4 separate regions of the Homo sapiens genome follow, and all the other regions are linked to region 1. Evidence: chromatin contacts called from ENCODE Hi-C or POLR2A ChIA-PET data. All regions are on one chromosome and are shown on one strand. Each heading gives the region's core, a stretch centred on a gene start or an enhancer-like site at or near the end of the contact. The rest is flanking DNA. Distances are from core to core; before and after follow the strand shown. Region 1 holds the start of LINC01560 (long intergenic non-protein coding RNA 1560). Region 2 has its middle 19 kb from the start of SPACA5. Region 3 holds the start of SLC9A7 (solute carrier family 9 member A7). Region 4 holds the start of JADE3 (jade family PHD finger 3).

The links. Hi-C counts contacts between places; a loop is a spot of excess contacts on that map. ChIA-PET counts read pairs that join two places held with the same protein, here RNA polymerase II (POLR2A). Pooled maps may share reads with other maps.
Region 2: a loop to region 1 is called in a map of ascending aorta, with 8 times the contacts of the local background. The contact joins the enhancer-like site here to the promoter of LINC01560 in region 1. A Hi-C loop is called at or near these places in 9 of 168 maps with a recorded cell type or tissue (A673, CD4-positive, alpha-beta T cell, CD8-positive, alpha-beta T cell and 6 more), 14 of 37 single-sample maps with no recorded cell type and 21 of 50 pooled maps.
Region 3: a loop to region 1 is called in a map of B cell, with 5 times the contacts of the local background. The contact joins the promoter of SLC9A7 here to the promoter of LINC01560 in region 1. A Hi-C loop is called at or near these places in 1 of 168 maps with a recorded cell type or tissue (B cell) and 3 of 50 pooled maps. POLR2A ChIA-PET finds 5 or more read pairs at or near these places in 1 of 52 experiments (CD4-positive, alpha-beta T cell).
Region 4: a pooled map shows a loop between it and region 1 (5-fold over the local background). The contact joins the promoter of JADE3 here to the promoter of LINC01560 in region 1. A Hi-C loop is called at or near these places in 7 of 50 pooled maps.

What each region holds. Positions count from the first base shown.
Region 1 is chrX:47,478,155-47,484,592 of GRCh38, reverse strand. It overlaps LINC01560 (long intergenic non-protein coding RNA 1560), which reads right to left and starts at 1,877. Exons shown (of 1, transcript NR_126059.1): 1 at 1-1,877. ZNF41 (zinc finger protein 41) reads left to right here and starts at 1,371. Exons shown (of 5, transcript NM_001324144.2): 1 at 1,371-1,498. RefSeq lists a silencer at 1,357-1,646 and an enhancer at 1,637-1,936.
Region 2 is chrX:48,022,455-48,029,203 of GRCh38, reverse strand. No RefSeq gene overlaps it. Among named protein-coding and RNA genes, the nearest start is that of SPACA5, 19 kb to the right of the region's middle. Within about 2 kb of position 3,428, at least 2 of the 41 ENCODE cell types and tissues checked have a DNase peak (open chromatin) inside an H3K27ac peak, as active enhancers do.
Region 3 is chrX:46,755,953-46,762,245 of GRCh38, reverse strand. It overlaps SLC9A7 (solute carrier family 9 member A7), which reads left to right and starts at 3,128. Exons shown (of 17, transcript NM_001257291.2): 1 at 3,128-3,541. The coding sequence starts at 3,217. RefSeq lists silencers at 2,847-3,196, 3,217-3,356.
Region 4 is chrX:46,909,438-46,916,483 of GRCh38, reverse strand. It overlaps JADE3 (jade family PHD finger 3), which reads right to left and starts at 4,063. Exons shown (of 11, transcript NM_014735.5): 1 at 3,765-4,063. RefSeq lists silencers at 3,276-3,685, 4,126-4,255 and an enhancer at 3,996-4,290.

The sequences.
Region 1 (6,438 bases), core at 628-3,127:
TCCCTAATGTACAGTGTAACTGACAGACTGTTAATATCCCTAATGTACAATGTAATTTGTACACTGTTTACAAATTGATACGAAAAGGAAAAATCACCCTAAAGAAAACTGGACAAAGGATATGAACATTTGCAAAAGAGAAAAGCCAAATGGCCAATAGACCAAAACAATCCTCAATTGCACAAAGTAGTCAGAAAAATACAAAATTAAAGACAGCATCAACATCCAGCGCTGGAGGGGATTTGCCTTAATGAACTTAATGATTTTGCTGGTAGGACTAGGAAACTTTATAATCTTTTGGGGGAAGGAATTTGGCTATATCTATTCAGTAATGAAACCTGCAGTTAATAATAAAACTTCAAAACATAGGAAGCAAAAATTGAATAGCACAAGGAAAACCTGCCAGTACAGTCTCTCTCTCTCCTCTCTCTCTTTCTCCCTGCCACATCACCCCCAGTTGACAAGCTGAAGGGAATTATCAGGAAACACACATTTTAAAAGGCCCAACGCACAAGCTTGAACCAATAGAGCCGCAGAGTACGATAAATCCAACAACTAGAAGATACAGTGTTTTCAATCAAGGCACAAAACCATTTTTGAAAGCTGGCCTCGTACTTGAGCCTTAAGGCAAGTTTCATCAAATTTCAAACTCAACGTTCTTGGGCCACAAGGCAAATGGGCTTAGAAATCACTAACACAGGGATTAACTTCTTGTTCGTTTGCGGAAATGCAAAATGGTGTTAAGACCTGTAACATTTTCTGCAGTCCCTCTAAATTCCTTCTTTGAATAATCGATTCCTAGAACAGGACGCGACGGACCAAGCTGGGTCAAACTGCCGACAGCTCCATTGGGCAGCATGTCCACCCCTGATGACCAAATCCCACCAAACGTGCAGCTGGCACTCGGCCGCCTTTGTTTCCTTCCCCTAGAATAAAACTCCGCTGCTTTCCCACGTTCCTGGAGCAGCAGCCGGAATAAAGCGCCCATGGCCTTGCCCTTTGAGTCTCGGAGGATGTTTGCCACTCCAACAATGGACTTTTAAATAATTCAGGGGTCAAAAGGCGTGTGTGGGGGGGGGAGAAAAGTTACAAATCAGCACTTGAAACCGAACACAAACAAAAATCAAACAAATCCGAACTAATATAACAAATCAAAACTTTGATCTTTAGAAGAAAACTTCAACCTTAATGCTTCCAGGAGGAAAGCAGAAAGGATAATGACTGAATTGTGAAAACGAGCCAAAATGTTCCACCACTGATGTCACACACACCTATGACTCCCTGCACAGATCCACGGTCCCGGGCGCTGAATCCCCGCAACCCTCTGCGCCCACAGAGGTTAAACTCTCGCTGCTGGCGACTTCCGCTTCCTGGCCTAAATCTGACACGCACGACTCCCCCCGCGGCAACTGCACAGGTTCGGTGACAGCCGAGACGCCGAGTGTTTCCCGCAGCCGGCCGGGGTCCAGGTCGGAAATGTAGCCAGTGGGGCCGCCAGGTGGGCTCCAGACGCGGTGGGCGCGGGGTCCCGGCCGCCGCGGGAGAGGGGTCGCCGCGTCCCACAGAGCAGTGCGGCGGCAGGGGCGGGGGCGGGTGCGTCTCGCGACCTGCTCCTGGGGGTGGGGGCTGGGCGATATTTAAAGAGGCGGAGGCTCCCCGGTAGGGACGGCCTGAGGCCGAGGGCACCCTGAGGGCGGAAGAGGCAAAGCGCCTCGCCCGCCGGGGCCTCGGAGGTGACTAACTCCTAGAGGCTGCGGCGGAGGGGAGAAGCCTGGTGGTACATTCCATGGCCCAGTGCCTCGGCCACTGGAAAATCCCACAGGGGTATATCGAGTAGGGGACCGCGGGCTCCGCGGCAGAAATGACCGCCCTTCCAAGATGGCGGCTCCCGTAGAGACACTCCCAAGGAGACAGCCATGTTCCTTGCCTGAGAGTCACTGAAGGAAATTGGAAAGCCCGCCTCTCCTTCGACGCACACGCGCACGCGCACGCACGCACCGGCGCGGTGTAAGGGCACCCACCAGGTGTAATTGTGGGCGAGCGGCCGCTTCGGAGCTGACACTAAGCATGTGCAGATCAAGTCCAGAAGCGCCGGGGTTCCTCGAAGCAGTTTTCAGGACTTAAGGCTCTGGGAGTGAGTTTAACAGACGGACTTAGGGCCACTTAAGCATTGAGATAAATATGGAGATGTTATGACATGGATCAAGCATTAAGATAATTATGGGGATGTTATGACATGGATTTTGTACTCGAAGATGCTCAGTAGGATGAGTAAGGAGGCTTCTCTGGGGTCATTTATAGGGAGGTGCAGAATGAGTGATTGGGGTTTGTGGGTGAGTGATGGGTCACTAGAGAAAGTTGATGGGTAGCCTGTGGGATGAGTGTTGGGGACACCGGAGTGAATAATAAGGGGGTCTGTGGGGTGAGTGATACAGGGTCTCTAGGGTGAGTGATAAGGTATATGTGAGATGAGTGATGAGAAGTCCGTGGGGGTAAGAAAGGGCTGTGCGGGGTGACTACTGGAGGTCTGTGAGGTGTGGGATGGGGTTTATTGGGTGATTGACCAAGGTTCCTGCTGGGTGAGTGATGCGTTTCTTTGGGACTAGTGATGGGGGGCTGTGGAATCAGATATGCAGCTTCCTGGGGTCAGTGATAGGTGGTCTTTAGGTCTGAGATGAGGTTATTTCAAAACCTACTTTTGACTTTGTTGGTCCTCCTGTATCTTTGTTTCTCTGTCATTAATATCTGCCCTTAACTTCGTTATTTCTTTTCTGTTTTTTAATTTTGTTCTCATTTTTAAAGTCCTGAATTTAATGCTTATCTTACTATCCAGTCATTTTATTTTATAATATAAACATTCAGTTTATAAATTTTTCTCTAAGAACACTTTAGCTCCGTGTCACATGTTTTGTTGTGGTTGCTGCTGTTCGGTTTTATTTTGTTTTGAGACAGGGTCTCACTCTGTCGCCCAGAGATGGAGTGCAGTGGCACGATCATGGCTCACTGCAGCCTCAACCTCCTGTGCTCAGTCGATCCTCCCAACTTAGCCTCCCAAGTAGCTGGAACTATAGGCATGTGCTGCCACACCCACTAATTTTTTATTTTGTGTAGACACGGGGTCTCACTATGTTGCCCAGGCTGATTTTTGTTTTAAAGATACAAGAATCTCTCTCTGTTGCCTAGGCTGGAGTGCAGTGAAACCATCATGGCTCATTGCAGCCTCAACCTCCTAGGCTCAAGTGACCCTCCCACCTCAGCCTCCCAAGTTGCTAGGACTACAGGCAGGCTTGCCCAGCTAATTTTTAAATTTTTTGTAGAGATTGGGGTCTTGCTATGTTGCCCAGGCTGGTCTTGAACTCCTTGGCCTCAAGCAATCCTCAAGTAGTCCTCCCACCTCATCCTCCCAAAGTGCTGGAACTACAGGCGTGAGCATCTGACCCACAAGTTTTGATATGTAGCATCTCCACTATAGTTTCCTTCTAATGTTTTCTAATTGCAGTTGCAATGTTCACTCTTACCACTGGGTTATTTAGATATGAGATTTTGATTTCCCAAAACGTTGACATTTTTGTTATTGATTTCTAAATTGTGGTTAGAGGCTGTCACCTGAGTGATCATTACGTGCAGGAATGATGCTTTTAAGTTCAATACATACCACCAAACTACTTTCCAAAACTTTTGTAAAATTGGAACTCCCACCAGCAACATATGAGAAGGCTTCTTCCAAAATCCTGTTCCACATTGGATTTTTTTTTAATTTACCCCATTCTGAGGGCCAAACACAAGGGTATCTAGTTTGCCTTGATGTGCGTTTTCCTGACAACTAGTGACTGAACATTATTTCATTCTTATTGGCCATTGAAATATATATTTAAACTTTTTCATATCCTTTGCCCTTTTTTTCCTTTAGGTGGTTTGTCTTTCTTACTAATTTGTGAATATTAACCTATATTGTAACTATATTTCCTCTATCTCTATATTTTGACTTTGAAAGGTGTCTTCACATTTGATTTTTAAAAAATCATCTATTAAGATATATCTGCCTTTTTCCTTTACAGGTTCTGAGTGTCTTGTCTTGCCTAGTGACTTCCTCATTTCATGTTCAAACAAATACGCCTTAAATTTATTTTTAATATATTTATTTCAATTTTTTAAAGTTAAATTTTAATCTAACTGGAATTTATTTTGGTGTATGGTATGAGATGGAATCAGTTCGTATATTCCATTTGGATAGCTAATTTTCCAGCACCAGTCGTTAAATGAATACCCTTTTCTAATTCAATTAAATGTCACTTTTGTCACATAAGTTCCCAAATGTGTATTGTTTTATTTCTGAACTCTGTTTAGTTCTTCTGATATATGTATCTACTCCTTTTTAAAAAATCATATTGACTTTAGAAATAGTTTTAACATCATGTAGAACTAGTCCCCCTTGCTTTCTTTTTGGTTGCTTTAATTAATTTTCTTGTGCGTTTATTCTTCTTCTTTTTTTTTTGAGATGGAGTCTTGCTCTGCTGTCACCTAGCCTGGAGTGCAGTGGCGCAATCTTGGCTCACTGCGACCTCCACCTCCCGGGTTCAAACAATTCTCCTGCCTCAGCCTCCCAAGTAGCTGGGACTATAGGCGCGTGCCACCCTGCCCAGCTAATTTTTGTATTTTTAGTAGAGACGAGGTTTCACCATATTGACCAGACTGGTCTCAAACTCCTGACCTCGTGATCTGCGTGCCTCGGCCTCCCAAAGTGCTGGGATTACAGGCATGAGCCACCGCACCCAGCCTTATTCTTCCATGTAAATGTTAAAACTATTTTATCTAGTTTCAAAAATAACCACTAAAACTATAATTTTTATAGTTTTCTTATGGGTCCAACACCTTTTTTTTTTTTTAACAGTTCATCCTTAGATATTTTACCTTTGTTTTTATCATCATTGTGAATAGCATATTTTTTTTCTATTTCCATAGGGAAAATCTATTTTTATAATTTTATTTCATATTCAATCCAATTACCAAATTATCATATGAATGTAGTTGCTTTTTACAGTCTCTTACTTTTCCTAGCTATCGTATTCCATCCAATTAAAAATGATACTGTCTCTTCCTTTCAAATATTTATTCTGATCACCTCATCTTCTGTTGCACTAGTTAGAGCTTTCAGAACAATGTTGAGTGACATTTAATAGAGGGTATTTGCTATCTTGTTGCTAATGTTAATGAAAATAACTTGGGCATTTTTTATTTGAATGTGAAAGGTGTTTATTCATTAATCTATTCAATAAACATTTATTGAATACCTACCCCTTGCCAGACATTGGCTTTGCAACCCTGCTTGGCACTTACTAGCTATGATTTTTTTTTTCTAACAGCTTTATTGTATCATTCATCTACCATAAAATTCACCCATTTAAAGCTTACAGTTCAGCAGTTCTTAGCATATTCACTGAATTGTGCAACCATCATCACAATCTAATTTTAGAGTATTTTATCATCCCAAAAGGAAACATCGTACCCATTAGCAATCATTCCTCATTCCCAACCCTCACCCCTAGCCACAGGCAACCACTAATTTACTTCCTGTCTCTATAGATTGGTCTATTCTAGACATTTTATATAAATGGAATCATAAAACGTGGTCTTTTATGATTGCCTTATTTATTTATTTTAGACAGAGTCTCACTCTGTCGCCCAGGCTGGAGTGCAGTGGCCGGATCTCAGTTCACTGCAGCTGCCGCCTCCTGGGTTCAAGCAATTCTCCCTGCCTCAGCCTCCCAAGTAGCTGCGATTACAGGCGCCTGCCACCACGCCCGGCTAGCTTTTGTATTTTTAGTAGAGACATTGGCCAGGCTGGTCTTGAACTCCTGACCTCAGGTGATCCGCCCACCTCAGCCTCCCAAAGTACTGGGACTACAGGCATGATCCACTGTGTCCGGCCATGATTGTTTTCTTTAACTTAGCCTAATGTTTTCAAAGCTCATCCGTGTTATAGTATGTATTAGGACCTTATTCCTTTTATTATTTTGTTTGTTGTGGTACGAACACTTAACATGAAAGCCACCCTCTTAAATTTGGTTTGTTTGTTTTGTTTTGTTGTGACAGAGTCTCGCTCTGTCACCCAGGCTGGAGTGCAGTGGCATGATCTCGGCTCACTGCAACCTCCACCTCCCAGGTTCAAGCAATTCTCCTGCCTCAGCCTCCCACGTAGCTGGGACTATAGGTGCGTGCCACCACACCTGGCTAATTTTTTGTATTTTTAGTAGAGACAGGATTTCAACATATTGGTCAGGCTGGTCTCGAATTCCTGACCTCAAGTAATCTACCTGCCTCGGCCTCCCAAAGTGCTGGGATTACTGGTGTGAGCCACCGCATGTGGCGTATTCTCTTAAATTTTTAAGTGCACAATACAGTACTGTTAACTATAGGTGCAATATACAGCCAATCTCT
Region 2 (6,749 bases), core at 2,179-4,678, 540 kb before region 1:
GGGTGTGTGGAACCCCACACCAGCAGGGGAAGGGGCTTGGTTAACTGGCTCCCACCTGTCAGTGGCAGCAATAGCACAGGACCCTTAGGCCGTTCTCTGAGGTCACCCGCTGACTGAGAGGGCCCGTTCCAGCGATGGGAAAAGGGGCAGATTGGGGACAACAACCAGGACAGAAACGTCTTTTAGCAACCCTGGGCCAACCTGAATAGGGAAGAGGGTGATGATGCTTTCCTGGTTCCTCTTCCCAAGCGGGCCACCTCCTGGGGAGGGCCCTTTAAAGCTTGAATGTTGCCTGGGATGAGGGAGATTCCAGCACCTGTATTGGCCTGTGGTGTTGATTTGCTGAAGGGCAAACCACAGTTAATGTGGAAAAGGCTGATTGTCTGCCAGAGGGACCTGCTTCCATGACCACGGGATCTGTGTGGGGTGGGTCCCTGTCACTGGCAGAGATCAAGGCAGGTGTTGAAGGTGAGGCTGCCTTGGAAGCAGAGGCCTGCCATGGCTGTCCCCTCACCCTGGCTCGTATTGTGTTGTTGCACTGATTTATCAGAGCACATCCAATTTGGGATCCTCTTGTCCCTTGAGGCTCCATACAACCCGGGATGGTGAATTTTACGTGTCAACTTGCCTGGGCTACAGGGTGCCTAAACAATGGATCAAACTGTCCTGGGTGTGGCTGTGAGTGTGTTTCTGGGTGAGCTTAACCTTTCTCTGGAAGACTAAGTGAAGCTGACCTCCCTCCTAGATGTGGGGGGCCCCACCCAGCCAGTTGAAAGCCTGAGGCAAACAGGACTGCTGACCCTCCGTGAGTCAGAGAGGACTCCTCCTGCCTGAGTGCTGGGGCTGGGACATCAGTTTATTCCCGCCTTGGAGCATGCGCTAAAACGTCAGCTCTTCATTGGCCTCAAGTCTGCTGGCCGTCACACTGGACCTGCACCACCCACTCTCCTGGGTTCCCAGCTTGCCAACTACAGGTCTTGGGATCTGTGGGCCTCTGGGCCCATGTGGGCCAATTCCTTACGATAAATCCCACATATCTCCACATAGACGTAGACATATCGCCTCCTATTGGTTCTGTTGCTCTGCAGAACCCTGACTAATAGATGACCTCTTCCGTGCATCTCAGGGTTCCCGCTCAACTGGGGGCCTGGCTGGTGGTGGTTTATTTGCACTATGAGGGGGCGGCCTTGCCGGTGATGTTCCTTGTGATTTAGGCCAGGTGGGGCATTGTTTTCATAACTGCAGGCAACACTGGGCTGTGAGTTTGTCCTCCATGAGATTCTATTCCATCCAGGGCAGCCATGGCCTGGTGGATTGTTTAGCCTTAGCCATCGCTGACAGAAATCAGGACTTGTACTTGTCAGGTGCTCCCTGAGAAACTACTGTGTGGGCTCAGCACTCCATTCAGCCTCCTCAGACTATAGAGTCCTCATGCCCTGCCATCTGTCACCAGATAATCCCACTGGAATGTGCAGAGCTGATGGAGGACATCTTTGGCCTCAGCTAACGTTTTCCACCGCCATTCTGCCCAGGGGGTTGTGAGGCCTCGTGTAGGGTGGGCAGCTTTCCAAGCCACCAAAATTCACAAAAATGCAAAATCCATACTGACCAGGTGTACATGGACTGCAATGCAAAGCCTCCTGGGAGTCACTCTCAGCTTCTGTACTAACTGTGCAGAATCCTTTAGTAGGGAAGCCACTTTTCCATACCGTCCTGGGGCAGCCAAGTGCTTCACTTCAGCCCCTGTCAGGTGGAGCTTGCTGTGCTCTGTTCGATACATTGTCTGTAGCTTTTTTCTTTTCTTTTCTTTCCTTTTGACGGAGTCTCGCTCTGTCGCCCAGGCTGGAGTGCAGTGGCGTGATCTCGGCTCACTGCAAGCTCCGCCTCCCGGGTTCACGCCATTCTCCTGCCTCAGCCTCCCCGGTAGCTGGGACTATAGGCGCCTGCCACCACGCCCGGCTAATTTCTTTTTGTATTTTTAGTAGAGACGGGGTTTCATCGTGTTAGCCAGGATGGTCTCGATCTCCTGACCTCATGATCCGCCCGCCTTGGCCTCCCAAAGTGCTGGGATTACAGGCGTGAGCCAGCACGCCCGGCCATCGGTAGCTTTTTCATTTGGTTCCCTGGCTAGGTCCTTACGGACAGGCAGGGGCTCCGGGTGAGACAGAGGGTGTCTCCTCCTCCAAATGAGAAATGGCCTCTCCTTCTTGACCCTCCCCTGTTGTCTCTTCTGTTTTTTTGACTTTGCTGTTGGTGACTGGCAAAGGAGAAGGTCAAGTTCCTCACTCTCTCATGGTGGTATTGTGTCGCGTCATCCTCTAGAGGGCGCCAGTCCTCTTCTCCGGGGTCTTCTACGCCTTCTGGTCTCCTCTGATGAAAGAAGATTATATGACCACAAGGTGGCGTAGCACAATAAGGGTTATTATTATTCTATGCCCCGATCATAGACTAGAGTAGACAGCCAGGCTTAATGTGGCTACTATGAATGAGAGACCTACCCTCTGGGCCGTGTCCTGGCGAGAAGCGCGCAAGCCCAACATGGGTCCCCTGGTTTGGATTCAAGAGGACAGCCACCTCCTTTGGAGTCCTGGTTGGGACAGCAATATAAACGTCTTTAGTCACGTGAAGTAACAGTTTTGCCCCACCTCAACAAATTTGGGGTCTTGATATTGCTCCGGAAAGGAACAGAAATGATGTCATCTGTAATAGCAAATTCAAATGCGACAAGAACAGAGGCATGCTAGCTGTTTACAAAAGCGCCTCCCCCAGCTGTGCTTAGGGGATCCACGTCAGCCCGACATCGCTGCTTTATAGCCATGTTCACGTGTCATATGCGTCTCAGGGTACCCAAAATCACAGGGCCAACTCACGGGGCTCCTACCACTCTAGCCAGTCATGGGGTCAGGATAGCCTACCCTCAGTCCAGAGATGTGTACTCCCCCAACCTTTTGTGTTCAGACCCACAGGCCTTATAGCGCCCTGTGCGTGCCCCAGCATTTCCCTGCCTAGTGGGGCTCCAGGCGGGCAGGGTGACCTCCTTCCCCAGGCAGTTCCACACCTGATCCCAAAAGTCAGTTCTAATGAAGTGGATTCATTCAAATACTGGTGTTACTGCTTGGCCAGGCTAGTGAGGCACAGAGAAAACCCACAAATGTAGAGTATGTGACACAGCACAAAGCAGTCCCATGCCAAACTGATGCAATGGCATTCCAAGTTTAGAGTTCCACCGCTTGAGACCATCCAGGATTCTTTTACCAATTATTTGTCCTACTGTCTCCTATCTATTTCATGATTACCAGAAATCCTTCCCTTTTCCTCTTTGTCACTTACAGGGAGTTTGAGCGATTTAGGGCGCTGATGAAGGAAATAAATGACCACAAGGTGGCGTAGCACAATAAGGGTTATGGGGTGATTCTGTGACAGGTTTGCATGAAGTCCCTCACAGCCCGAGCCTGTACAGAGGTTATGGCCACTGGTCAACTATTCGGAAGGGCAGAACGACAAGGGAAGTGCTGGGGCATCAAGACGGGGGCTTATTTGTCTAGGTGATGTCATTCAGCAGCAAAGAGAAAATTCTCTGGGTCAGAGAACTCTGAAGGGCAGCAGCAGCAGCTTTGGGTATTTTATGGCCTGGGGCCTAACTTATCTATTCCCCAAAGATGAAAGATGTAGTACCAGGTTTTCTGGGGTATGTAAAGCAGGAAGACTCTCAGTGGCTAAAAATCTATGTGTTTGGGCTATTTATGAAATATTTGGGTATGTAAAAATTTGTTTGGTGCCAGCAAACTTTTGAGTTAAGGGGTCTCAGCCTGCAGTGAAGAAATAAACAACCTGGGGGTCAAACATAGAGGCCATCTTTGGCTTACTTATATAACAGTAAAGGCATAATTCATTCTATCTGGTCCTTAGAAATTCTGGCATAAAAGTTTAAGGGTAGAGAGTTATAGTAACAAGATAAGGATGCCTACTTTTGTCACTTCTATTAAAGATTGTACTCAAAGTTCTAGCCAGATAAATTTTCAGGCAAAAGAAAGAAATAAGAGATGCCCAAATTAGAAAGAAAGTAAAACTATTTCTATTCCCAGATGGTATGATTTATATATATATAGAAAATCCTAAATAATCTGCAAAAAAAACAACTGTTAGAACTCATAAACAAATCCTGCTAAATGGCAGGATGCAAGATCAACATACAACTATCAATTGCTTTTCTATACACTATCAATGAAAAAGCCAAAATGGAAATTAAGACAACAATTTTGTTTACGATAGGATAAAAAGAATAAAATACTGAGAAATAAAGTTAGCCAAGCAGATGCAAGACCTGTACAAAACATTGCTGAAAGAAAGTAAAGAAGGCCAGGTGTGGTGGCTCACGCCTGTAATCCCAGCACTTTGTGAGGCCGAGGCGGGTGGATAACCTGAGGTCAGGAGTTCAAGACCATCCTGGCCAACATGGTGAAACCCCGTCTCTACTAAAAATACAAAAAAAATTAGCCAGGCATAGTGGCGGTTGCCTGTAATCCCAACTACTCAGGAAGCTAAGGCAGGAGAATTGCTTGAACCTGGGAGGCGGAGGTTACAGTAAGCCAAGATCACGCCACTGCACTCCAGCCTGGGTGACAGAGCAAGACTCCATTAAAAAAAAAAAAAAAGTAAGGAAAACTAGATAAAAGGAAAAACTAAATAAAAAATAAAACTAAATAAAAGGAAAGTGTTCGTGGATAATTAAGGAAAACTTAACATTGTTAAGATGCCAATACTCCCCAAAGCAACCTACAAATTCAATGTAATCTCTAACAAAATCCCAAATCCCTTTTGTGCATAAAGGGGAAAGCTAATCCTAAAATTTATATGGAGTTGCAAGGGTCCCTGGATAGCCAAAACAATCTTGAAAAAGAAGAACAAATTTGGAAGACTCACACTGCCCTATTTCAAAACTTACTGCAAAGGTACAGTAATCAAAACAGTGTGGTGCTGGCACCAGGATAAACATATAGATCAATGGAATAGAATTGAAAGTCCAGAAAAAAAAAACCCATGCAGCTCAAATGATTTTTGATTAGGGTGCCAAGATCATTTAATGGGGAAAGAATAGTCCGTTCAACAGATGCACTGGAAAAATAGATATCCACATGTAAAAGAATGAAGTTGTACCATGACCCCATACCATATATAAAAGTTAACTCAAAATGGATAAAAGACCTAAATACAAGAACTAAAACTGTAAAATAACTAGAAGAAAATGAAGGAATAAATCTTCACGTCTTTGGACTTGGCAATTGTTTCTTAGATATGATACCAAAAGCATAAGTAACAGAAAAAAAATGAATAATTGGACTTAATAAAAATGAAAACTTTTGTGTATCAAATGACATTATCAGGAGAATGAAAAGACAACCCAGAGAATGGGAAAATTATAATCTGATAAGGGTATCCAGAATATATAAAGAACTCTTACAATCTAATAACCAAAAAATCCCCAGTTAACACTGGGCAAAGACTTGAATAGATATTTTTCCAAATAAGATATACATGATATACACATGGCCAATAAGCTCATGAAAAGATTTGTCATTAGTCATCAGGGAAATTCAAATCAAAACCACAATTAGATACCACTTTACATCTGCTAGGATGGCTACAATAAAAACCAACAAAACAACAAGTGTTAGAGAGGATGTGGAGAAATTGGAACCCTAATACACTGCTGGTTGGAAAGTAAAATGGTGCAGCCACTGTAGGAAACAGTTTGGTGGTTCCTCAAAAAGTTAAACACAGAAATACCACATGATCCAGCAATTCCACTCCTAGTTATATACTTAATAAAATGGGAAACAGGTAGGTATTCAAACAAAAACTTACACACCAATGTTCATAGCAGCACTATTCATAATAGCCAAAAGGTAGAAACAGCTCAAATATCTATCAACTGATGAGTGGATAAACCAAATATGGTATAGTATATCCATACAATGGAATATTATTCAGCCACAGAAAGGAATGAAGTACTGTTACTGATTAACCTTGAAGACATTATGCCACGTTAAAGAAGCCGGACACAAAAGACCACAAAGTGTATGATTCTACTTATATGAAATATCCATAATAGGCAAATCTATAGCACCAGAAAGCAGATTAAGTGGTAGCCAGGGGCTGGGGGGAAAGGGGAATAGGGAATGATTGTTTAATGGGGATGAGGTTTCCTTTTGGGGTGGTGAAGACAGCCTGGAATTAAATAGTGGTAATGGTTGCACAATACTGTGAATGTCCTAAATGGCACTGAATTGTGCAATGTAAAATAGTTAAAATAGTAAGTTTCATGTTATGTGTATTTTACCACAATAAAAAGAAAGGTGTTTATATGGGGTACAAGATGCGTGAATGGTGGCCATGAAGCAGAATGAATGAAAGAAAATGGCAGTGTGACTGAATGGCGGGAAATTGGGGGCACCGTGGGAGAGAATACATGTTAATGATTGGTAGAGTGGGAAGGAGTAGGAGCCATGAGGGGCAGAGTGAGCTGGAAGGGGAGTGATGCTGTTACTTTATATCTGAGTGGGTCCTGTGCTCCTGGAAAGCAGTCATGGTTACAAAATTCTCACAGCCCCTGGCTCCCTTTGGGGTTCCAGCAAAGGGCTAACTGCAAAAGTCCCTGGATTACCTGCTTGGGCTGCCATAATAAAATGCCACAGACTGGACGGGTTAAACCAGAAGTTTATTTGGCATAGTTCTGGAGGCTGGGAGAA
Region 3 (6,293 bases), core at 1,879-4,378, 720 kb after region 1:
CCAGAAATCTGGGTCTTTATTTAATCCTCTCTGTTATGTATTTCCTGAAACTTTGCCCATGTCTTGGGCCAAGCATCAGGACAGAGAGAGTGAAAAAATATATATCATTGAGGTTTTGGCCCCACTGTCTTGGGACCAGAGCTACTTCAAACAGAGAGGAAGGTTCTCCCCTCCCTTAGCATTTTTTGGGTGCTTGAAGGTATTGCTGTCTCCATTGTCACTGTTGACTGAGGTGCCACAGTGGGATTGCTTATTGGCTAAAATGTAAGAGAATGGAGAAAAGAAAAAAAATGGCACATTTCTCCTACTTTCTCTGAATATTAGGAGACCAATTTTCTGCTTTTCCTGGAGCTCTCTCTGTCCATGTTGATGCTCCCTTCCGGGTGTTAAGCTGCCTTGAGTCCAGTCTAGTGGAGACTGGAGGAAAAAAATGGTAAACTCACCGCCAGTTCAGTTTTACTTCAAATTCTGTTGTTTTTCCTCAGTTTATGTGGTACAATTTACTTTCCAGAGTCCTCAAATAGTTGCTGCATGCATTCTGTTCACATTTTATAGCTGTATTCAGTAGCAGGTAATGGGTTTAGTGTGATTATTCTGTGTTAACTGAAATCAGAACTCCTGTATTATATAGGTTAGTTTTCACACATAAATATGTAGAGATAATGGAGTGTTTTCTTTGGTGTGTATTTGTGAATGGTTGGGACTAGTCTTTTCATACTCTACCCAAGGGAACTACTTTACATAATAAATACTCTTCTGGTTATCTATTGCTGTGGAAGAAACCACCCTCAAACTTAGTAGCTTAAAATAACACCAATCATTTTATTATGCTACAGTTGCAGATGTTGGTTAGGTTCAGCGACATGGTTCTTGCTTGGGGCCTCTCATATGTCTACAGTAAGATGGTGGCTGGGAATGAATTGATTTGAAGACTCATTCATTCACATGTGTGGCATTTGGGCTGGGAACACTCAAAAAGTTGGGTCTCCTGTGGCATCTACCTCTATTGCTACATGGTCTCTCTACATGGTTTCTTCAGTATGTCAGCTTCCAGGTAGCTAGATTTCTTTGTCTGTTTGTTTGTTTTTTTGTTTTTGGAGGCAGGGTCTCACTCTGTCACTCAGGCTGGAGTGCAGTGGTGCAATCTTGGCTCACTGCAACCTCTGCCTCCCAGGTTCAAGTGATTCTCGTGCCACCACCTCCCAAGTAGCTGGGATTACAGGCACACACCACCACACCCGGCTAATTTTTGTATTTTTAGTGGAGACAGGGTTTTGCCATGTTGGTCAGGCTGGTCTTGAACTCCTGACCTCAGGTGATCCGCCCGCCTTGGCCTCCCAAAGTGCTGGGATTACAGGCGTGAGCCACCGTGCCCAGCCTAGCTAGAGTGGAAAGTGACAGAATGAAACAGGCAGGAGCTAGATTACCTTTTATGACCTAGCCTCACAAATCACATAATCTCCATTACCACATTATATTCTTTGAGGGAGTCACAAAGGTCCACTGAGGTTCAAGGGGAGGGAACATAGATGCCCCTTCTTGATGGGGGATGGTAAGGTTCTGGGATTGGAAATATGATTGTGGCCATCTTTTTAAAAAATACAATCCGCCACAAATACTAAGAAGTCTGTACTTTTAAGGTAGCTCCTGAGTTGCCCTTTTCTAAAGAGAGAAATTCTGTCCTTGAGTACTGGGCACCCAAAGGGGCATAATATTATGACCAACACAGTGCCCATCCAGGTTTTAAGTATTTGCAATTTTATTGGAAACCTGTGTGGAACTTCAAGGTATACGGATGTTTGCAGGGGCTGAGTGACTGCCTAGAGGAGTTGGGAAAGGGGCTAGCTAAAATGTAGATGAAGAGATTTCCCTGCTTTAAAGAAACCACTAAACAGCTTTGGCAGAGTGCTCACCTACAGGGGAACCAGGAAGGCTGCAGTACTCCAAAGAGTTTTCTTACCTAATGCTACCTCTACCCTATTATTTCATTTGGTTAAGCATCACCTTCTTCAATGAATCCTCTTAAAAATGCAAACTCCCCTGGGAGCGAAAACATGGGCAGTTTTGGTAGAGATTTCAGAGTGGTTCAATAAACACATGAGTACAGTGCTAAGCACTGGGAACTCAGTGATTAATCTGATCTTGTTTCTTCCTTGACCAGAGGAGCAAGGTGGATTGAAGATTCTAGTTTTCCTGAGAATTTGTTCCAAGAGGCTTCATCCTTCAGAGTCCACGCCATAATTTTGTTCAGAGCTGGGTTTGGTCTTAAGAGTCATTAAAAGACTCTCTGAGCTACCAGGTGAGCAACATAAAAGAAAGGGTCATCAGGGTAACCCCCACCCCCCACCACCACCTTAGGACCAGCTACTGCTCATCTACCAGGAATGGCAAGCGTTCAGTTCCTTCTGGTTCAACCCTATTCCCCAAGGGGATTAGTAGCACAGCGCAGACGAAGTCTATTCCCTCAAGTGAGGAAGGAGATACTTCAATGCCCTCCCCCGATTCCAACTCCTTATCAGTCCTCACATTTGAGTCTGATGAGAACAGAGGTTTGAATGAAACCTAGCAGATTCTGGGGCTGGAAGGGCAACCTGAGAGATGAGGAAAGAGAGGTGTAGGGGCTAACGTGGCTTCGGGGCTGCTCGGTTCACTGACAGCCCCCACTTTACTGGGCCCAGGGCGGCTGCACACTGGCCTGAGATTAAACACTTCGCCGTGGCGCCAGAGACGGGACTCGAGACCGCAAGGCTAGTCACTCCAAGCCGATGCTCCCGCTAGGCGCCGGCGACCTCTGGCGTCCCCTTTCGGAAGTGCGGCGGCGGCTGCCCATGAACTGGCCCCACGACCCCAGACTGCCTGGGCAGGTGCGCCAGGACGGGGTGAGAAGCGCAGAGAGGCAAGCAGCCGGCGGCCGGCCCGCAGACCCGAGGGCAACACCCGGCCCCGCCTGGGTGGCTCGGTTGGCCCGCGGGGCGGTGCGGCGTGGCGCGGCCGGGGGACGAACAGGTGCGCGGGCGGGGGGCGGTGCTTGGGGATCCTGCGCACTGCGCGCGCCCCTCCCCCGCGCGGCCCCGGGCGCAGCCCCGGCCCGGCGCGAGTAGGAGGAGGAGCTGCAGCGGCCACGGCCACTCCGGCAGGTCCGCGGTGCTGCCAGAACCCGCCGACGGCGCGGGCTGCTGGTCCCCGCTCGGAGGAGGCGCGGGGGGCCCCGGGACCATGGAGCCTGGTGACGCGGCGCGCCCTGGCTCGGGTCGGGCTACCGGGGCGCCGCCGCCGCGGCTGCTGCTGCTGCCGCTGCTGCTGGGTTGGGGGCTGCGAGTCGCGGCCGCGGCCTCGGCCTCCTCCTCTGGGGCGGCGGCGGAGGACAGCAGCGCCATGGAGGAGCTCGCTACTGAGAAGGAGGCGGAGGAGAGCCACCGGCAAGACAGCGTGAGCCTGCTCACCTTCATCCTGCTGCTCACGCTCACCATCCTCACCATCTGGCTCTTCAAGCACCGCCGGGTGCGCTTTCTGCACGAGACCGGGCTGGCCATGATCTATGGTGAGCACCCCTGTTACACCCCCCGCCCTCCACACCCCTCGGCCGCCGCGCTCCTCCTGGCGCCGCGCGGTGCTCCCCCTTCACTTGCCAACGTGTTCCGTTTCTTTTACGTTTCCCGCTGCGACGGTGTTGGTTCCCAAGGTCAACTGTCTGCATTTTCTGGCTCTCTGCTACCGTTAAAAACAATTCCACCCCTATTCCACGTTTCTGCATTGGGAACCCAGGAAAATGAAAGGGACAGAGGTGGTCCGGTTCCGTCTGCCCCGTTCGGTCTCTGTTGCAAACCTCTTACCCACCACCTCCCGCTCCAGTTGAGCTCGATAGGGTGTGTGTGCCTGCGTGGTGGCTGGAGGTGGGTGGCTTCCCAGGTGACTGCATCACCTCAGGGGACAGGCCACAGTAGGGAGTGGGGACGAAGTCTGAAAGTGTCTTTGCTTGGGTATGGGTTAGTGGGGCCTCTTGGACGCCACATCCATGGTCAGCCTGGGTGGGTACCCACTCCTGAGGTCCACATTCCCAGGTCTCTTAATGATAAAGTCAGAGCATGAAGTGTGGTGAAAGGTGAGCAGTGGTCCAGGACCCAGAGTGGGTGGCACCACCATGTCAGGCCTGGACGAGGAGACAGGCACGCCTCCTGCTCTTATGTCCCGAGTGGAAAGTTATACCCAGTTACTTGCTTTCTCAAACGAAGAGGAGCTTTTGTATTCCTAAGACGGTAACAGGGAGTGAGTTTGAGATACATTTCCGAATGTATGAAGGGGAAAAGTCGTGGTTTTAATTCCGGAGTCAGCCATCTTTTGTTGTTAGGGGTGGGCTGATGCTACCATCCTTTTCTAGATTTAATGGTACACAGTGTGTTACATGCACAGTGGTCAGTACAAATCTCCCTTTATTACATGGATGTCAGCCATAATCTGAGTCATCCCTCTTCCTCTTCTGTGCCCCCTGCCTCCCCCCTCGCCCTGCCCATGACTCCAAAGTGGAGTCAGGTATTCTCTTTTTGAATGTAATTCAGTGGTGTTAAAGCCCCTGAATTGGCATCCTCACACGAAATAGACGAGCCACTTCATGATTGTTCCCAACGGGGAAAATTTTATTTTATCACATATACTGAGGGATTTCTTTATTCAGTTTCCATCCAGGTGCCCTGATAGAGAATGGAAAGCAGAAACCTTAACCTTTAATGTGAAAATTACCCTTGGTTCTGGGCCTTGCTTCTCATGTTTCTTGATTAGTTGTTGACAGCCGGGGCTCATGGCCACCAGGCCCTCGCAGCCAAACCGTGTAAGGGGCAAGCGCTGTTAAGAGCCCTCCAGTTTTGATGAAGTAGTGACCTACACAGATCTTGAAACAGGACCAGGTCTAAAACCGAGTTTGGTGATTGCGAATTATAGGTCTCAACACAGACTTTGGCCTCCATCCCTGACCGTTGTTGAGCTCTGTGGTTTGTGTCAGTTGGTGATAAATGACTGATGCCAGGCCTGCAGGTAAGCTGGGAGGTTTCCTGAGAAGACAGACAGGGGGGAATTGAAGCACGTGGTCATTGCAGGTGATTGACTCCAAGCCATGATGCAAATGAAAATTGCCTTTATATAGATAACCGTGAAAATATTTTTATTTAATAGGCCCTAGACCCAGTTTCTTAAAGGACAATGTGAAATAGGAGGTAGATTTGTCAGATTCGTAAACACATGCTCAAGGGATGGAAAATAAATGGGGATTTGAAAATATATTTTCTGGAGAGTACTCCGTGTTCTGAGGAGTTCAATCACCTTTATCTTAAGGCTTAAAGACAACAGTGGAATTTTCCTTTGCTGATACGTACTTTTAAAACTCACCTCCATCTTTCAGCCATTTGGTTGTGCTACAGTGTACTGTTTTATTTTGTGAACAATCAAGTTACAAATCTAGTGTAACTGATGGCTGTTCAGAAAAGGCAATATCATCTCAGCATTCCTGTGTAATTTTGTTCTATATCTTTGAGTATTAGTGTTTCTTTAAATGTATAAAGAAATTTAGTTTGTCAATATGTGATGTCTCAGGTTATGCCAAATATTAATATTTTAAGGACTGTCTGTAATTGTGAGAAAACATTTCTTCTTTCTCTCAGGTATGTTTGGTCTTCTACTGCAAGGTCCCCCTAATCTGAATTCTAATGTCATGTGATTAGCTAATTATTCATAGTATACTGAAGACTATTGGGATGGGGATTTTAAACTGATCTTAAAATTCAGTTTGCAAATCTTTTAAAAAATTGTCTGCATTTAAGATGTACAACATGATGTTTTGATAAACACAATGAAATGATTACTACTGTCAAGCAAATCTTTGAACACAAGTAAATCCAGTAAAGATTTTTCAAGACTTCTCTTTTTTAATAGTAAAAAATAAAATTTGATTTCTCTATATCAATAGAGGAAGTGAGTAATTGTCCTCTTGGCTCTGAATAAGGAACGACAAAAAGACCTAAGGAAACATTTTTAAAGTATCCACTGTGTGCTGGGAACCCAACTTAATTTCTGGAGGCAAACAATTTAACTTTTAAATGTTTATGAATGAAAGAGTTCAACTGTGAATTTCAAAACTCTTTATTTTGAGAAAAAGTTTTAAAATGTAATTTCTGCCACCTTTTTGTGTTTAAGTGACACTTTAATCTGAGAAGAACAGCGTTTACATTTAAGATAAATTTATATATATATAAATTTATATATTTGTTGGTATAGTCGTAAAATATCTCTGGAAGGACATGCAA
Region 4 (7,046 bases), core at 2,814-5,313, 570 kb after region 1:
AGCTGTAGGTAGACTTTGCTCTACCTCTGGACCCTGCCTCACCACCACTGTTCTGCTATACCCAGTGGCTGCAACTGAGCCACTGTTCAGGACAGGATGCCCTTGATAAGTACCAATCTCTCAGTGATTACTAACAAATGGCTTGAAAGAAACAACAAATAATAAATTTCAGTGATTACTAACAAATGGTTTGGAAAGAGAACTAAAAGAGCAAGTGATAAAGCAAATGAGAGCAAACCGTTACTAATTGGGAATATAGTGAGTTCTTTGTACTATTCTTATAACAGTTTGTAATTATCAAAATAAGTTTTTAAAATTTAAAAAAGAATGTGTCCCAGAAGATTCCAACACACAAAGTCTAGTGTATTGGCCATGCTGGTATCATATATTCTTGTCATGTGTCTCAAAACAAAACAAAACAAAACAAAACAAAAAAACACATTCTAGGCTTGGGTTTCCTTGCCCATCAGCCAATACCAAGGGAAAAGGAGCTCCTTGGGTAGCAGGGCACAGCCATAGTTCCTGGGTTTTGGCAAAGATTAAATTATTTGCTGCTTGAAAAGCATTGATGAACTCATAGGTGTTTCCTATTGGTCAAAGCCCCAGTACTATTTCCTCACACCAGGTCCTTTATTCAGTCGGCTGTCTTCTGACTTATCACCTTCCTTTTCACAAGCCTAGCTATGAAATCGGGCAAGTTTTTCCCAGGACCCTTTTTTTTTTTTTACTTTCTCCCAAGAAAAGCACAGAGGCAGTTCTAATGGTAAGAATTTTGTTGTTATTATCTATGGAAAGACCTACAGGAACAAGGCAAAAATAACCATGAGGGAGTCATAAAGATTCCAGAAATCAGAAAACTCAAAGTGGTAGTTATTTGGTTTGTAATGACCACTTACTTGCTAGTACCCGTTTATTTGTTCATCACTTTTACCCATTCACCCTAGATCCTCCCCACCATACAAACCAGAATGTTTCAGCTTTCCCAGCCACTGTAACTGGAACAACAGAAACTTGTGAGCCATTAAAGTGTCCCCATGTTAGGAGAGTGCCAGACAGGTGTCACCTAACACTCACTTCTCACCTATATTGTGGGACAAGTCAAGATCATAGTAAATCATACCTCAATGAGAGATTTTCTTAATGTAAGACAGCATATTACCTCTGTCTTCTCAGCTCCTATTTTGTGTAAGCTCCACAAGGAGGTAGGTGCATTATGTCCCCTGATAATGCTCAGCTTCATTTTTGGACTGGCTCTCTGTAACTCTGATCAAGGCTTGTAAGAGCCCTCCCTAATGCCATGTCTTTACCAGCACCTGATGCCTCCTACCTCCCCCACCTCTTCCAAAATACTTGCCTAGTTCCAGCCAGACCTCAAAGCAGTGGGCAGAAAGAAGATATGGCTTTGTGTAGGTTAGGGGAAAAAATGGGTTGTTATGGTTGGTGGAACACAAGAGAGGGAAAAGACAAGCATTATTAAAGGAGAGGACAATACTAAACCTACAAGTCTTCAACACCCTTTCTTCTTTAACTTTCACCAATCCATACTTCTTAGCTATGATGCCAGCCCTGCACCATCACCTGTCCTGCTCCTGGGAATCTCCCCTACGGGCCTGAAGGTGGGTCACAACACTTCAGGGAGGAGTGGGAAGCCTTTCTCTACTTTTTTCTACCTATGACCAGATTCACATCGCATTGCCGAGGGCAAGCAACATGACTCAGAGAAGAGGGGAGAGAGAAAGTGTGAATTCTAGAGCCAGACTTGCACCCCTGAGTATTCCAGAATTGACTGGACAGAAAGCAAGGCAACAATATTGGGTTAAAAGCTATTCTCTAGCAAACAAAAGCATAAAGAAGAGCACAACTGGAGAAAAGGTGGCAAAGATGGTGGCTAACATCGATTGAAAGTTGAATACACGCTGGGCACTGAAACACTTCTCAACGGTCTCAGGTAATCCTTGAAGAGAGGGTATTATCCTTTTACAGTTCAAGTATTTAAGCTCAGAGCTCACTTTAAACGAAAGAGAAAATGATATGTTATGGAGGTAGAATACTCTTAGGTTAAACAAAAAAGAAAAAAAATCTATTTTTACGTATCCGAAGAGTAATCACATGATGCTACAAAAGCATGAGAACCACACTACTCAAAGGGTACGAAGGCCGGGACCCATACTCCCATTGTCTACAGATGTTTTGGAAGTATTAAACTAAATAAAAACACAATGCTTTGTTCAGACCGACTCCTCTCTCAGCCCTACTCTTTCCCCCTCCCAGCCTAGGCTGACAAGAAGTGGCTAAAGGGAAAGTATTTAACAGGAGAACTGGTCTGGGAAAGTGGATTGTGGGTTGCTTAAACTAAGCAAAGACGTTGTGCAACCAGTTTTTACCTAAATTATTTTTCATTACTTCCCAAGTTTAGAGAGCAGCAGTTCACTTTATCAGACTGAACACAGGGAATGAGGTCGCCTTTCCCTCCAGGCCACCACTGGAATCACCTTCAACACGGTTTTGACTTCTTACACAATCAGACGGCGGGAGGGGGGAATCTCATCCTCAGCTTCATAGATAAACGCACCTCACGGCACACACACACAAACAACTCGCGCACATCTGAGGCCACGGATTTCCTTGCAACTCAAAGTCGGAGAAGCGGCCAAACAAGTTTCTTGCCAAATCCCTAGTAGCCACATATGTCCCAGGGCCGCACAGCGATAAAAACTTTGAAACATGCCTCCACATACCACCATTGTGGTCACTCACTCCAGATCCCGCCACCCCCTCCTCACAAATAACAAACTCAGGCTGCCCTGTGCAATTTAAAGCTAGACTCCACCGAAGCACTGGCTCTGCTGTGAAAAGCGGGAGAAAAAGATTGAAGGCTATTAAAAAAAACAACAAACAAACAAAAAACAAAACAAAACAAAACAAAAAAACAAACTACGGCCCCCGGGGCGGAGGGAATAAAACGAACTCGAAAGCTGGAGAAAAGTTAACTTTGCCGTGCCCAGCGGTGGGAAAATTTCCCCGGAAGACTAGCAAAGCCCTCACGATTTTCCCACCCCCGGACCGCCCGACGCTCGGCGGCCACGGACCCGCAGTTCGAACAATGCCGCCAGTGGGAGGGAAAGTTCGCCAGCCCGCCGGGCGCCCGCGCTCCCGCTCCCGCCGGGTGGGCACCCGGGCTTCCCGGGGTGCCTCGCCGCACCCAGCACCACCCGTTCTCCCCTCTCCAGGCACTCGGTTCTTTCCGCCCCCCAACAGCTAAACAGCCAGGGCGCGCCCTCGCTCCCTGGAGCATCCGACCCCTGGCGGCCGACAGAGCAGGTCCTCCCGCCACGGGTCTGGCCCCGTCAGCCCCGAAGCCAGGCAAAGGGCAGGAACGGAGGAGGGGGCGCCAGGAGGGGGCACCGGAGGAAAGAGCCGCAACAGTTATGGCGCTCAATTCCTGCCCGGTGTAGCCGGGAGCTGCAGCCGAGCTCGCGCGTCCGCCCCCGCCCCCCGCCCGGGCCACCAGGCACTACCCGGGCGGGCAGAGGGGCCACCAGGCACTTTACCTCAGCCCACACACGCTCTCGGCCCCAAGGCGCCGGGGACGCCGGAGGCGACCACGATGTGGAACCGGAGCGACCCGGAGCGCGGCGAGGCCGGGCCGGGACTGTGCGCTCCGCGCCGCCCGCTTCCACTCCCGGAGGCCGCCGCTCCCGCCGCCCAGCCGGTGCGACGCCCCCAACCTCGCCCGCGCCGGGTCCGGCCTCCGCGGCGCCTACCTTCGCGCAGCTGGCTCGCGGCTCCTGCCCGGCTCCACGCCGCGGCCCGGCAATGTGCCGGGTGAGTCCGGTCGGAGTGGTAACCGCCCCCCTAACCGCTCGCTTTCTTCTCTTCCCTCCCTCGCACCTGCCCCTTAATCCCCTCCTCGCCCCCGCCCCCCGCCGGGGCCGCCCCCCGCGCCTCAGCTCCCGCCCTCGGCCCTCGTCCGCCCGGCCCGTCAGGCCTCAGCGCTGGGCAGGCGGTTGGGCGGCGGCGGCGGCTGAGGCGGCGCGGAGCACTATTGTATTCCTGACACTGTGCGCTCCCACGCTCCGCCTCTTCCCTTTCCTTCCTCCCCCAACCTCTCCTCCCACCCACCGCCGGCCGCGCTCGCCCTACCGGAGCGGCTCCCAGCCGTCTGCCCGCCGCGCGTTCTTCTGGCGGGCTGGGCGCCGTCGCCACCCGCCGCCTCGACGCCCCGCCCACTCGCCGCTCCCGCACCCGCGGCGCCGCGTTCCAGGTGGGCTCCCCTCCCGTCCAGCTGGGTGCGCCACTGCCCGAGACGCCCCAGCCCCGCCGAGCGCTAGAGAGGACGAGGTGCAGATGCCTCGGCTGTGTTGAAATACAAACTAAGCTTTTCATGGCCCCTTCCAACTCTGAAGTTCCAAAGTGGGACTCTCATACATCAACTCGGTGGCCGCTATTGATTTATGTCGCTTGTGCTTGAATTACCTGTAATAATAAAGCCAAGGTGGCTATTAACATAATTCATTTATTCAGTTGCCAGCACAGGTGGTTTGTGATGTTGTGTGGCTTTTTCGATGTGTCCACTGGTTAGGCTATCGCCCACAGTTATTTGATCGAATGCCAATCCAGGTGTTGCTCTGGAGGTATTTTGCTGATGTAATTAAAGCTCCTAATCAGTTGACTTAAAGTTAGGGAGATAATCCTGGATAATCTAGGTGGGCCTGACGGAATCAGTTGGAAAGCCTTTCAATCAGGGCTGAGGGTGCTGAGTACGTCAGAGAAAGAGAATTTCCCCTATGGATGACACCTTTGGCCTATGTCCATTGGTTCCAGCCTGCTCCTGATCTTCCCTTCCTGACTGTATGCCCTACAGATTTTGGATTTACTTGGCCACCATAATCGTCTAAGACAATAGCTTCGAAGAAATGAATGAACAGGGAGTATATATACGTATATTCCCACCACGCATTCTTCTGGCAGGCTGGGCACCGTGGGTGTATGTGTGTGTGTGTGTATATATATATGTATGTGTGTGTGTATGTATATATATATGTGTGTGTGTATATATATATGTGTGTGTGTGTATATATATATATATATATATAATTTCCTACTGGTTCTGATCCTTTGGTTGAATCCTAATATAGATGTTTAAGCAACAAACCTTTTTGGCTTACCTCTCTGGGTTTGGAAATGTGCTATATGCAACTATGATGAACTCATTCTCTTTCTTTTTTCTTTTCCTTTTTTTTTTGAGTCAGGGTCTCACTCTGTCGCCAGGCTGGAATGCAGTGGCTCGATCTCGGCTCACTGCAACCTCTGGGCTCCCTGTCACCCAGGCTAGAATGCAGTGGTGAGATCTCTTGGCTCACTGCAACCTCTTGGCTCCCTTCAACCTCCACCTCCGGGGCTGAAGTGATTCTCCCACCTCAGCCTCCCAAGTAGCTGGGACTACAGGCACATGCCACCATGGCCCAACTTATTTATTTATTTATTTATTTGGTAGAGACAGTTTCACCATGTTGCTCAGGCTGGTCTTGAATTCCTAAGCTCAAGCTATCTGCCTGCCTGGGCCTCCCAAAGTGCTAGGATTACAGGCATGAGCTACTGTCCTGGGCTATTTTCGTTTACATTTCTAGGATGAACAATAATGTAGGCTCTTTTGTATTTTGTCTGTTTTCCATGTTAAAGATCTAGTTATATTCCATAATATGGAAATGCGTGAGTTCTAAAATATTCGTAGTCCTTCAGACTTATCTCACTTTATTATACTTATTTAAAAATAATTATAGATTCATCAGAAGTTGTAAAAAAAAATGTACAGAGTGGTCCCATGTACCCTTTGCCCAGTTTCCCCCAATGGTAATAGATAACTATAATACAATATAGATATTAACATTAATACAGTCCACAGACCTTATCCAGATTTCATCAATTTTCATGCACTGATTTCTGAGTCTGTGTATATAGTTCTGTGCAATTTTAACACATTTAAATTTGTGTAATCACCACAATCAACTTTTTCTCCACCACAAAGATTCCTCCTGCTACACTTTGTAGTCACAGTCACCGCTTTCTCCTCCTCTAATTTCTGGCAACCCCTAACACGTTCTCCATCTCTATAAATTTGTCATTTCAAGAGTATTACATAAATGGAATCATACCTTTTGAAATCAGCTTTTCTTCACTCAGCATGATTTTCTTGAGATGTACCCAAGTTTGTTGCATGTCTCAATGATTTGTTGCTTTTTATTACTGAGTAGTATTCTGTAGTATGGATGTCCTACAGTTTGTTTATTCATGCATTGAAGGTCATTTGAGTTGTTTCCAATGTCTGCCTATTAAGAATAGAACTGCTATGAGCATTAATGTAGAAGTTTTTGTGTAAACATAAGTTTTCATTTCTCTGTGACAGATGCTCAGGAGTGCAATTGCTGGGTCAGATGGTAAGTGTATATTTAGTGTTACAAGAAAATGCCAAACTTTTCCAGACTATACCACTTTATATTACCACCAGCAATGTATAAGAGATCTAGTTTCTCCACATCTTTGTCAGCATTTGGTATTGTCACTATCTTTTTCTTTTAGCCATTCTAATAGGTGTGTAGTGATACCTCATTGTTGTTTTAAATTGCATTTCCTTAATGGCTAATGCTGTTGAGCATCTTTTCATGTGCTTATTTGCCATCTGTATAACCTCTTTGGTGAAATGTCCGTTCAAGTCTTTTGCCCATTTTCTAATCAGATTGTTTCCTACTGTTAAATTTTGAGAATTCTGTATACTACATTCTAGATACAAGTCCTCTGTCAGATATGTGATCTGCAAATATTTTTCCCAGTTTGTAGCTGGTCTTTTCATCCTCTTAAGAGATTTTGCAGACCAAATTTTAAATTTTGATGATGTCCAATTTATCAATTTTTGCATTTATGTATCATGTTTTTGTGTCATGGCTAAGACATCTTCATCTAGCTCCAGGTCCTGAAGATTTTCTCTTATCTTTCCTTCTATAAGTGTTATAGTTTTATATTTTACATTTAAGTGCATGATTCATTTA